Regions from separate parts of the Homo sapiens genome. Here regions 2, 3 and 4 are each linked to region 1. Evidence: chromatin contacts called from ENCODE Hi-C or POLR2A ChIA-PET data. All regions are on one chromosome and are shown on one strand. Each heading gives the region's core, a stretch centred on a gene start or an enhancer-like site at or near the end of the contact. The rest is flanking DNA. Distances are from core to core; before and after follow the strand shown.

Region 1 (2,861 bases), core at 73-2,572:
GGATTTTATTTTTAGTTTACATAATAAATGGAAAGAAAACTAAAAAGTCTTCTGGAAAAATTGTGTCCCTCTCCCTCTCTTTCCAGTTTAAGAACTAATACTACAAACATTAGTCCTGGAATGTTCCATTTCTCTTTTTTTATTTTATTTATTTATTTTTTAGACGGAGTCGCTCTGTCGCCAGGCTGGAGTGCAGTGGCGCGATCTCAGCTCACTGCAACCTCAGCCTCCCAGGTTCAAGCGATTCTCCTGCCTTAGTGCCCCGAGTAGCTGGGACTACCCGCACGCGCTACCACGCCCAGCTAACTTTTTTTTTTTGTATTAGTAGAGAGACAGGGTTTCACCATGTTGGCCAGGATGGTCTCGATCTCTTGACCTTGTGATCCGCCCGCCTCGGCCTCCCAAAGTGCTGGGATTACAGCCGTGAGCCACGACGCCCGGCCGGAACGTTCCACTTCTCTTATAAATAGTTGACTAAGGTTTCCCAATAGTAAATTAACCTGCTACCACTAGTAAGTAGCCAGACTAGGGTCAGGAGAGCAGAAAACCTCATTCCAGGGTTTTCCAACACAGTGGCCTCACCATGAACACATTGCACTCGGGAGCTATCTTCAATCATGAACGATGAGCATTTAGATTTATTCCGTGATTCCAAGGACCAGAACTAAGATATACAGGAAGCTCTTTTTTATCTCATTTTAAGAGAAAACGTTCAAGTGTAGTTCAAAGTGTACTTAAGGGAGAAAAAGTTAACTTGTCATAAACATACATGTGATAGAGGTGAATACTCAGGTGGGCAAGAACCTCCAAACAAACTCCAAATTCGCAGCTGACATCTGCTAATAATGTAGAAAATCTCGGGCGATTTTTTTTTTAATTTTCATTTTTTGTAAGGACAGGGTCTCGCTATGTCGCTCAGGCTGGTCTCGAACTCCTAGCCTCAAGAGATCCTCCGCCTCAGCCTCCCAAAGTGCTGGGATTACAAGCGTGAGCCACCACGTCCAGCAACTCAAGTCATTTTTGCATCAATTACCAGCAAAAGTCTATTCAGAAATAGGACTCTCTCAGGCCAGAAGGGAGTCAAGACGAGCCTTGGAGGTGAGCGCCCAGTAAGATAGGCCAGAAGCACTCCAACTCCAAGGCAGAGCCTGAGCTTTACAGCCGCTAGGTCGGCGTATGTTCTACCACCGCATTCCCCCAGTGTCTCAGCGGTCTCTGAAGGAGAGAACTAAAACTCCCATAAGACAACGCGAGCTCAGGTGGGCGGCCACTTGCCGCGCGTGGGCGGCTCTGACCAATAACGATTGTCGTTACAGCGAACAGTTTGGCCCCGTTTGTAAAAGGCCGCGGCAGGCGAAGAGAGAAGAGGTGAGGGCGGTCGTCAGCTAAGGGCCCCGGGGCTCGCGGGGGGTGCGCAGGGCAGGTAAGGGGGTAGTGCTGAGCAAGGACCGGGGCGGCGGTGGGGCAGGGGTGTAGAGCTCGGGTTCCCAGCGGAAAGCATGTCCAAGGAGCGGCTGCCGGCGAGGTGATGCTTCTGCCTGGGCCTACTTGGGACCGGAAGTGAGCGCTCGCGCGGGGAGGATGCCGGGAAGCAGGTCCCAGGGGATATGTGTGTGTCGCTGCAGACCCATCCCGGAAGCCGGCCGGGAGGTGAGCGTCCCGGAGTCGGGCGGCCGCTCCGTTGACTGCAGGGCCCCGGCGGTCTTCCTCCGCTGTTCCGAGGCCGTTGAGGGCTGATGTGCTCCATCCTCCCACTTGTGGTTTGGCAAGCCATCCAGCCGACTACAAACCCACGTTTGTGAGTTACCTGCTGGCTGTGACGCTTCCGTCAAATCTGAGTAACAGTTTCCTCATCTCTAAGATGGGTAACATAGTATCTACCTCACAGGATCGTGTGGGCAGTACATGCATAGAAAGGATTTAACACGCAGTGTACTCAGCTAGTTTTATTATTTATCCGTAATGATCATTTGTTCTTTTCCCCTAACTGTGCCTCACAAGCATGAAACAGAATCCACCAAACATTTAGGTCTGGGTAGTGGTTGGATGGAAACCCATCGCGGGTTAACGCTTCCAACACCAGTCCCTTGACACTCTCCCGCCGAGGAGGCTGATTTGTAAACTTGCTGAGAAGAGAATACCCAGCAGATCTTTCAGGTTTCAAATCCACGTTCTTTACAAGTTGTGTTAATTGTTTGTATATGCTTTCGATATAGAGTCTCTAGGAAGTAATACTAGTACATGTTTTAAAATTCAAATACTGCCAAACAGTGAGATGTAAGTCTCCCTCCTAACTTCTGTTTCCCAAATCCCATGTCGTTTCTTCTGATGCAATAGACATTGTATGTGTGTGTGTCTAGATAGATACATATGTGTATCTCTCGTCTTTTTTTTTTTCTTTTAAAAGAGTAAAACCAAGAATAGCATATTACAAAGTGCTGCACTTTTTTCACTCCACAGTGTATCTTTTTTTTTTTTTAAGAGACAGGGTCTCACTATGTTGCCCAGGCTGGTCTTGAACTCCTGAGCTCAGTGATCCTCCCGCCTCAGCCTCCCAAAGTGCTGGGATTACAGGCGTGAGCCACCACGTCCAGCTACTCAGGCCATTTTTTTTTTTTTTTTTTTGAGACGGAGTCTCGCTGTCGCCCAGGCTGGAGTGCAGTGGCACGATCTCGGCTCACTGCAGGCTCCACCCCCCAGGGTTCACGCCATTCTCCTGCCTCAGCCTCCCTAGTAGCTGGGACTACAGGCGCCCGCCACCTCGCCCAGCTAATTTTTTGTATTTTTAGTAGAGACAGGGTTTCACTGTGTTAGCCAGGATGGTCTCGATCTCCTGACCTTGTGATCTGCCCGCCTCGGCC
Region 2 (3,065 bases), core at 436-2,935, 390 kb after region 1:
CTGTTTACAGAAACTCAATCATCTCCCAAGGTCCATTTTAACATCTACATCCTCCAAGAAGCTTTGCCCGATGCCCCCAAGTGAAATGTGATCTCTTCTCTTTGAACCCCAGTGGGATCTTATTTGTGCCCCTCCTGTCACTGTTATATTATGAATTAATCATAGTTATTTTTGTGCATGCCTTAGCTGTGCTAGTATTCATAGACTATTTGAACACAAGAACTAGGGATTATAATCCTTGTCTTCTCCAACAGTCTGCCTTGCATTGGCCCACACATAACAGGCACTGAAAAGGGGTTGGTTGTGCCAAATGTCTCCTCACCCTTTATGCTGATAATTCTGAATGTAACATGGGCTACATTTTGAATTATGGTGTCCTTGTAACCAAAGAATTAGGATAAACTGAAAAAAAAGGTGGGTCCTATGCCTTTCTCTTTTTATGAAAAAGGGAAAAGAAGAAGATACATAGATTCAGGACAATGTTCTCTTCAGAGATGGGCAGCAGCATAGAACAGTGGCTTGAACTCCAGCTCTGGAATCAGACTTGAGGCAGCTGATCATGCAAAGATGAAAGGAAAGTGTTCTAGGAATTATCTAGAATCCTGAATATACCACTTAATAGTTCTGAGACCGTGGGCAAGTCAGCCAGCCTCACTCACTATACTTTACCTTCTCAACAGTAAGACAAGCTTCTGTCAGGATTAAAACAGATAACCCATGGAAAGCATCTATCTCTATGTCTGACACATAGTAGAGCTTAATAAACATTTTCTATTATTGCTACGGTTGTTGTTACTGTTAGCAACATTGAGGCTGAGTAAAATGAATTCTTTTTGGATAGAAAGATGGTCTCATGGTCAAGTGTTTTTACCCAAATCTCAAGGAGATTCTAAATAGCAGCTAAGAACCAGGGGATACTTCTCTGGCCAAAAGTCTACTGAGACAAGGTCTTGGGGGCAGAGGCTAGGCCAGGTAGTTTGTGGTGCACATAGAATCACTGTACCTACCCAGCATGAAGGTGTTGGCCCCCAAGGAGCTAACTGGAGGGTAGCATGCTGGAAGACACTACCAGTGTTATAGGAGGCAAAAAGAAATTATTTAGGTAGACATTTAGGGTAAAGTGAGTCCCCAGCAGAAAACTTTCCTTTTAACAAAAAGCAGCTCAAAAATAGCTCCCTTTCTAACCACACACAGTTAAAAAAAATCACTTCTCTTCTAACAACAAGTAACCTGAAAGTTCAGGCTGTAAAATACAGATAAGACAGCTCAAGCACAGAAGAAGGGGTGGAAGTCTCCTGGGTAATTGCCAAACTTCACACTTATACAATGGGCCCCAGTAAAACAGTGGGTCTTAATAAGCACATTCCTTTCCCTTTAGGTGCACTAAGATAGAGAAACTAAAAGCAGACTCATGGGGCGGATGCCTGCAGCTGCAAGAAGATGTATGGGAACAGACACAGAAACTCTCCCTCCCAGATAAGCAAGACAAAGAAACACAGACTAAGAGTCAGCCTATGTGGTCAGGGAATGGGATAAAAGCTGATAAAAAAAATTCTGCTCTATATAGATAGCACACTTGGTCGCAGCTAAACCATCAGGCCCTAAGAGGATAAGACATCCCCTCCTCATGAGGCCCCTCCTCCCTAGACCATTTATAAAAACCCTGACATTTTTACTACTGCTTAGCAACCTGCTCGGGACCCCTCTCTGTGACTGTGAGCTGTTCTGTTCTTTTGCCTATTAAACTCCTGCTCCAAACTCACTCGATGTGTGTGTGCATGTCCTTGACCTCAATATCTGGTCGTGTGACCAAGAACCTCAGTATTCACCCCAGACAACAAGGCTGCTTCATTTTGAGGGCTCGTCTGGGATTTGAAGGTGACTTCATCAGAATGGTGAGTAAAGGAGCGGACTCTACTTTCACTTCCGAGGCTTCTTGTCCTCCGTTTTTATTCTCTCAAATAACTATCAAAAACACCGGGCATCTGACAGCTGATTAAGGAGCCACAAGGGCTGGCCACCAGTCTTGAAGACTCAGATGTGAGGCTTGCTGGGGAGGACCTGCCCTCAGGGTGCCGGGAATGTTGGCTGTGTCCAAACTAGTTTCTTTTCACAGAAAGCCTGGTTGTTGTATGGGGCTGGAATAGGTCCTGGAGCAACTGAGAATTTCTGGCCAGGGCCACACCCTGGTGTTATTCAAAAGGCTCCTGGACTGACCCCAGCCTCTGATTGCCTGACTGGGTGTCAGCCATAGGATCTCCAAGTTTTCCTATTGCAAATCTTATTTTCCTCCTTTCCTTTCTGCAGTCACCATGTCTCCCATCTCCTCTCTGTATGCAATGCTGCAGGAATTTTTATAGCCCAGGAAATAATTCAATTAGGCAGGTTTAGCAACCACCGTAGTAACCAGGAATGCAGGTTAAGGGATTGCTGTTTTTCTGACTTTTTACAGACAGGGGAATTCCATGATCCAGATCTCAAAGACTATTTAACTCCTAATGATAATACTTCCTGGGGTTGGGTGGGAGGTTATTTTCCCCCCAGTAAATGCCCCTCTGTCCACTTAGGCTGTTTCTTTTCCCATGTGAGGAACCAGCACTGTCCAGTCGGACCGGATAGCCCCTCTATGAGGCAAACTAACTTTCTCCTGTTAGGAGGTATGCTGTGGGGACAGCATGCCACAGGTCAGACTTCTCTCTCCATCCTTTGTTTAAAGAGCATATGGAGGCAAAGTTACTGCCTGGTATTCCACTAGCACCACCTAGTAAAATGGGAATCCTCTCCATGAGGAATCTTGTCTGCCCTTTGCTAAAAGTCTCTGGCTTTTCAGTTCTCCTCCCTTTTACATCCCTCTAATAGAGACCAAACCTTATGCCCCCTCTGCAAGTGGGAGAACTCTGCTTTCAGCAGCAAGGAGGAACATGTCCTCCAAAACCAAATTTTAGTCTCAGTACTCTCTCTGTTAGCAGGAAGGCCACCATTTGACCCTTACGTTCTCTGAAGACACCCATTCTGCCTACAACTAGAATGGCATCTAAATAGAAAGGGGATTTTATGTCTGGAAG
Region 3 (2,762 bases), core at 24-2,523, 500 kb after region 1:
TTTGGGAGGCCAAGGCAGGTGGATCACTTGAACCCAGCAGTTTGAGACCAGCCTGGGCAACATAGCAAGACCCCCTCTCTGAAAATATTTAAAATTTAACAATAAATAAATAAATTTATCTTACAACAAAGTTTACCCAGAATGACTGGTGTCTTAGTCCATCTGAGCTGCCATAGACTGGGTATTTTATAAACCATAGAAATGTATTGTTATGATGCTGGAAACCATCATTCTCAGCAAACTATCGCAAGGACAAAAAACCAAACACCACATGTTCTCACTCATAGGTGGGAATTGAACAATGAGAACACATGGACACAGGAAGGGGAACATCACACACCGGGGACTGTTGTGGGGTGGGGGGAGGGGGGAGGGGGGAGGGATAGCATTAGGAGATATACCTAATGCTAAATGACGAGTTAATGGGTTCAGCACACCAACATGGCACAGGTATACATATGTAACAAACCTGCACGATGTGCACATGTACCCTAAAACTTAAAGTATAATTAAAAAAAAAAAAGAAATGTATTGTTTACTGTTCTGGATCAAAGTCAAGGCACCAACGGATGTGGTATCTGGTGAGGGCTTACTTTCTGCTTCACAGGATATCTTCCTGCTGCGTTCTCACATTGTGGAAGGGGCAAACAAGCGCCCTTGGTTCTCTCTCACAGGGCAGTAATCCCATTCACCCCATTCACTTTAGGACCTCATCACTTCCTAAGGCACCACTTCTTAATACTACTGCATTGGGGATTAAATATGAATGTTGCAGGGGTTGAGGGGAGACACAAACATTCAGACCATAGCAACTGGTAAACAGTGTTTCCATGATAATCAGATACGTTGGAATAGGGAGACCAACTTTTTATATAAACCATGCGTAACCTGGTTTCTCCAGGCCACAGTAGCCAGGAGATTCAAGTGGGCTTTAGGACCACTGAGAACTCTCTGGCAGCTTCATGGGTGTGCAACCTGTACAGTTGTCCAGAGGTCTGCATTCAGAAGGGCCTGGTGCTTGGTTTAATGCTCAGCTGTCACAATCATGAAATTCTTAACTCTAAACAAGGGGCCTGTGTTGTCATTTTGCATTGGGCCCTGCAAATATTGTTCCCCATAGCTACTGCCCCTTGTTAAACCTAACCCCAAATATGTCCAGGAACCCCCTGGGAGTGGGTGTCACAGATGTTGATGAAACCACTCAGTAACCTACTTTGTGCCTGCTTCATTTCCTTCCTCTCCTGTCCCCACAGACACTGTGGCCCTGACATGTGGCAGTCCTTGGGGACCTGCAGGCAGGGTGCCATGTCCTCTGGAATCCCCAGAGGCCTGAAGACATGCTGCATGTTCCTGCAGAAGTGCTCCTGGCTCTCCTTGTGAAACACCTTATCTCTTGACCCCAAAGCCCATCTGCTTGAGCCCCAAATGTCTCACTGAGCTTAGCATGGAAACATGCTCCTCAGTTGTCTGCTTATGGCCCCTGTCCCTCTCTTAGACCCTAGACAGTGACCTGCTACCTCCCGTGTCTTCCTGGTTAGCTGCTCCTTCTCCGGCCTTCCCTTCTCCCCTTCCATCCACTTTCCTCCCCAGGGAGCTTACAGTTTCCCTTTGAAGTCCTCACTAAACACAGATGAGGACTCTTCAAAGAACTGCACCGACCAACTCTATGTTCTTCCGAACTGCATTGCAGGCAGCTATTAATAGGAGCAACAAAAAAGGGGAGGTTCACTAGGCAAATAAATTTGGGAAACAGTGCATATTAGATGCTCTTCTTGGAGATTTAACTAGTCACTATCAAGCATGTTGAAAGTTCAGGGAAGAATCTATTTAACCTAATATAACCCAGTGTTTCCTAAATTGGGCATTATATTGGGCATTGAACACTCTGACCATCCCTCCCCCACCTCACACACACACATTAGCAGTATGCAGATTGCATTCTTGGGTGATACACACTTAGAGTACAATAAAATAAATTGATATAAACCAATTCTGAACATAATTCAATATTGCTTTGAGGATTCATGAGATGCTGGCATTTATCTTTTGATCTCTGGACAAATGGAAATTAAGCATACTCCAAATGATATTTAAAATACACTAAAGACATTTAGCCTTACCTAGCGCTAGGCACATTGTAAATACTCAGTATATACTTGTGGAATTACTGAATTTATGGAAATCCTTTGGGCCTCAGTTTCATCTACTTAGAGGAACTGGATTAGTTGGTCTCTGACATCACTTAATAAACATCAAGTGTCTTTTAAGTTAGTCACTGAGGTATGAAGACTGGGCTCCTCTCCCAAAAGAACTGACAGCCTAGTAGAAAACAGGCAATATGCAAACAATTATAATACAACATAATATTGTTACAGGAAATATATATACTGTTATGGAACTATAGAGGAGGTAATAGCATTGAGTCTTAAAAAATAAGTAGGCGTTCATTAGGATGAAATGATACAGGGAAAGGGAATTCCAAACCAAGTGCACAGCACAAACAAATAAATGAAGACCTAAAGCATTGAATCTTTCATGGACACTTCTAGGCCTAAATCCCTTGACTTTATAAATGTCATGGTAAATTGCATAATGCATATCATCATGCCCAAATTCATATTTTATAATGCCATATGTTAGATCTCCTTACTGTGGTTTCACCTGAGGCAATCTTCTGAAATTTTCTTTAAAAAAATGAAGAGTTGTCTGGGCGCGGTGGCTCACGCCTGTAATCCCAGCACTTTGGGAGGCCGAGGTGGGTG
Region 4 (2,897 bases), core at 392-2,891, 450 kb after region 1:
CCCTTGATCCAGTAGTTGTGTGTCTGTGCCTGTCTATGTGTGGGTGGGGGCAGGGGTGTACTTGTGTCTCTATCTTCAATCAACAGAAATCTGACATGAGCTGAATGAGGATGGCCTTGGCCTGATAGGGCTCTGGAGAGTCAGCAGCTCTTGGGTCATGGGGTTATCCGTTTTCTTATCCCTGTCCACTTCCTCTCCTACTTGCTCTTCCACCTGTGTCTGAGAATTCCCTGGCAACTAAAAACCTAGGGTTTGGCCGCTGGGCACGGTGGCTCATGCCTGTAATCCCAGCACTTTGGGAGGCTAAGGCAGGTGGATCACCTGAGGTCAGGAGTTCAAGACCAGCCTGACCAACATGTTAAAACCCCATCTCTACTAAAAATACAAAAATTAGCCAGGCGTGTTGGCACACGCCTGTAGTCCCAGCTACTCGGGAGGCTGAGGCAGGAGAATCTCTTGAACCCAGAAGGCGGAGGTTGCAGTGAGCAGAGATCATATCACTGCGCTCCAGCCTGGGCAACAGAGCAAGACTCCATCTCAAAAAAAAAAATCTAGGGTTTGGTTATCAATAGAGTTACCAGTTACCTCCTGAATAGCTGAGACTATAGGCACGTGGTGGCATGCACCTGTAGTCTCAGCTACTCAGGAGGTTGAGGTGGGTGAAACACCTGAGCCTGGGAGGCAGAGTGAACTGTATCCAGCCACTGCACTCCAGCCTGGGCTACAGGAGTGAGACCTCGTCTCAAAACAAAACAAAACAAAAAATTAAAGGGCAAACAGTAGGGAGTGGAAGGGGGTGGTGGGGTGTCATGGACTGGTGGGCAGGAGAATGGATAACTTGGAGAGGGACACCTTATCTATCCTTCCCACTGTCAGCAGGAGAGAGCAGATGCCCAGTTCCATGTAAAGCACGAGTTATGCAGGACCCACTCTGCTCTGTCAGCTCAGAAGACTTGCATTGCCCCGGGGGTCACTTCTGCCGGTAAATGGTTGAGAAGCCTTCCTCCTTGGCACCAAAGTCTCCAGCTGGTCAAAGTCATGACAAAATGCTGAGACTGCGCCACCAGCCAACTCAAGTCATGGACCCTATAATAATCAGACTCCGATGTGCCGGGCACTGTGCCGAGGGCATTAGACACACGAGAAGGTAAGAAAGTGGTAAGGATCTAGGAGAAAGGAGTAAGTTTCTTAAATGGAGTAAAGAATTAAAAAGTAAACTGTAAGAGGTGTTAGGAGGAGTTAGCTACAGGCAAGATTATCTCGGTCCTTTCTTTTTGATGCAAAGCCTAGCACATGGACTGAATAAATAACTGCCGTGGTCTCTGACCCGCGTCCTGAGCCGTGTAAGCGGCCCTGGATGTCCTGGATGGTGCCAGCGGTTAAGCACCGCGCTCGCCTCCCTCTCGCCCACCCGGAGCGAGTCCAGGGCCCGCTGGCCCCCTCCACCCTGTGGCCGCCCGGGCTTGCCCGCAAGCCGGCGGCGAGCACCCACTCTGGGGTGCAGCGCGGAGCCGGGCATCCCCGCGAGACGCTCCCGGGCCACGCTCCCCGTTCCCTGAGCCCAGGACCCCCGGCCCGGAGCCCCTTTACCCCTCGTACCGAGGCCGGGCTGCGCTCCTCCTCTGCGGCTGCGGAGGTCACACCCTACTCAGGGCCAGACAGCGGGTCTTATCCGGGACGGATCCGCCCCACTGTGGGGTGGAGACTGAGCCCAAGTTCCTGGTTGTTCCTCTGCCCACGAGACCGGAAAATCCCTCTCTAGGGGAAGCGCACCTGGGGCCCCGGGCCGGGACGGCCGCGCCAGGAGCTCTCGGAGAGGCAGGCCTCGACCCCCGGCGGGTCCGCCCTCCACACGTGCCTGCTCCCCAGGCCCGCCCGGTCCCCCGGCCTCGCCCCCTGCCCGGATTGGACAGTGTCCCCAGTATCGCCAGCCCCGCTCCTGGCCGCGCAGGGTGGGAGCAGTTGGATTCTTGGGGTCCCGTTTCCCGGGCGCTCCACACCCTCGGAGGGCCGAGCCCGGGCCACCTCGCCAGTTCCTCCCTGCGCCTGCCGCGCCCAGCTCCGCGCCAAGCCGGAGTCCCGCGGCAAATCCGCGCTTCCCCCCACCTCGGGAAACCGTTCGTCTCCCAACGGCAGGTCGTGCCGAGCCCGTGGCCGGAAAAGTAGAAAGTGAAATCTGAAGGATACATTTCATTCCCCTCTTTCACATGAAAACACACATTCCCAAAAGTTTCCAGCACTTCCCTCTTCCCTGTGCGCCCAGCAGGCCAGGAAAGCTTTGGAGTAGGAGTTAGGAGCAGCCCCGGATCTTTGTACTCCTGTGAGTGACTAAAGTTTAGACACTGTCCGTAGCTCCCAGGTTCGGCTTGGCGCGGCGCTCATCCCTTGTAATAGTTCTGTGTTTTCATATCTGCTTCCCCTGCTGGACGCAGCCTCTTGAAGACACCAACTAGGGCTAGGTCGTCTTTGCACCCATGCCCAGCACCGATTTCGCCACGTAGTGAATGCTTGCAGAATGAATCCGTTGAGTCTATAGGCAAATTCAGTTTTTTTAAAAAACAGAGAATAGCCCGTTTGGGGAGTGTTTTCCATCCGACACATCAAAATCTAAGTGGTTAATGGCACCCTTAAAGCTGGAGAGGTAACATTAAATTATTTCATTAAGATGTAATTTTAAAAGGTGGTTTAATATGGTTTAGAGCACGGGTTTTAGGATCAGACTGATTTGGATACTAAAACTGGTTCTGCCTCTTTTATCTGCATATGATAACTTAAAAAATTAAGGCTGGGCACAGTGGCTCATGCCTGTAATCCCAGCACTTTGGGAGGCCAGGGCAAGTGGATCACTTTAGCCCAGGAGTTCGAGATAAGCCTGGCCAATGTGGTGAAATCCCATC

What was found. Hi-C counts contacts between places; a loop is a spot of excess contacts on that map. ChIA-PET counts read pairs that join two places held with the same protein, here RNA polymerase II (POLR2A). Pooled maps may share reads with other maps.
Region 2: a loop to region 1 is called in a pooled map, with 2.4 times the contacts of the local background. The contact joins the promoter of SMANTIS here to the promoter of C2orf42 in region 1. A Hi-C loop is called at or near these places in 2 of 50 pooled maps. POLR2A ChIA-PET finds 5 or more read pairs at or near these places in 3 of 52 experiments (OCI-LY7, activated B cell and endothelial cell of umbilical vein).
Region 3: a pooled map shows a loop between it and region 1 (2.3-fold over the local background). The contact joins the enhancer-like site here to the promoter of C2orf42 in region 1. A Hi-C loop is called at or near these places in 1 of 50 pooled maps. POLR2A ChIA-PET finds 5 or more read pairs at or near these places in 4 of 52 experiments (HEK293T, activated CD4-positive, alpha-beta T cell and naive thymus-derived CD4-positive, alpha-beta T cell).
Region 4: a pooled map shows a loop between it and region 1 (4-fold over the local background). The contact joins the promoter of ANXA4 here to the promoter of C2orf42 in region 1. A Hi-C loop is called at or near these places in 10 of 50 pooled maps. POLR2A ChIA-PET finds 5 or more read pairs at or near these places in 8 of 52 experiments (A673, B cell, MCF 10A and 5 more).

Annotation. Positions count from the first base shown.
Region 1 is chr2:70,189,480-70,192,340 of GRCh38, reverse strand. C2orf42 (chromosome 2 open reading frame 42) reads left to right here and starts at 1,322. Exons shown (of 10, transcript NM_017880.3): 1 at 1,322-1,368. RefSeq lists enhancers at 914-1,003, 1,024-1,083, 875-1,460, 1,674-1,723, 1,814-1,923.
Region 2 is chr2:69,797,618-69,800,682 of GRCh38, reverse strand. SMANTIS (SMARCA4 interacting SWI/SNF chromatin remodeling complex scaffold lncRNA) reads left to right here and starts at 1,685. Exons shown (of 3, transcript NR_164155.1): 1 at 1,685-1,895. The region is part of intron 3 of ANXA4 (annexin A4); the gene reads right to left.
Region 3 is chr2:69,692,127-69,694,888 of GRCh38, reverse strand. It overlaps a transcript of ANXA4 not described here. Among named protein-coding and RNA genes, the nearest start is that of ANXA4, 49 kb to the left of the region's middle. Within about 2 kb of position 1,273, at least 7 of the 41 ENCODE cell types and tissues checked have a DNase peak (open chromatin) inside an H3K27ac peak, as active enhancers do.
Region 4 is chr2:69,740,878-69,743,774 of GRCh38, reverse strand. ANXA4 (annexin A4) reads right to left here and starts at 1,641. Exons shown (of 13, transcript NM_001153.5): 1 at 1,600-1,641. RefSeq lists silencers at 1,373-1,612, 1,823-2,002.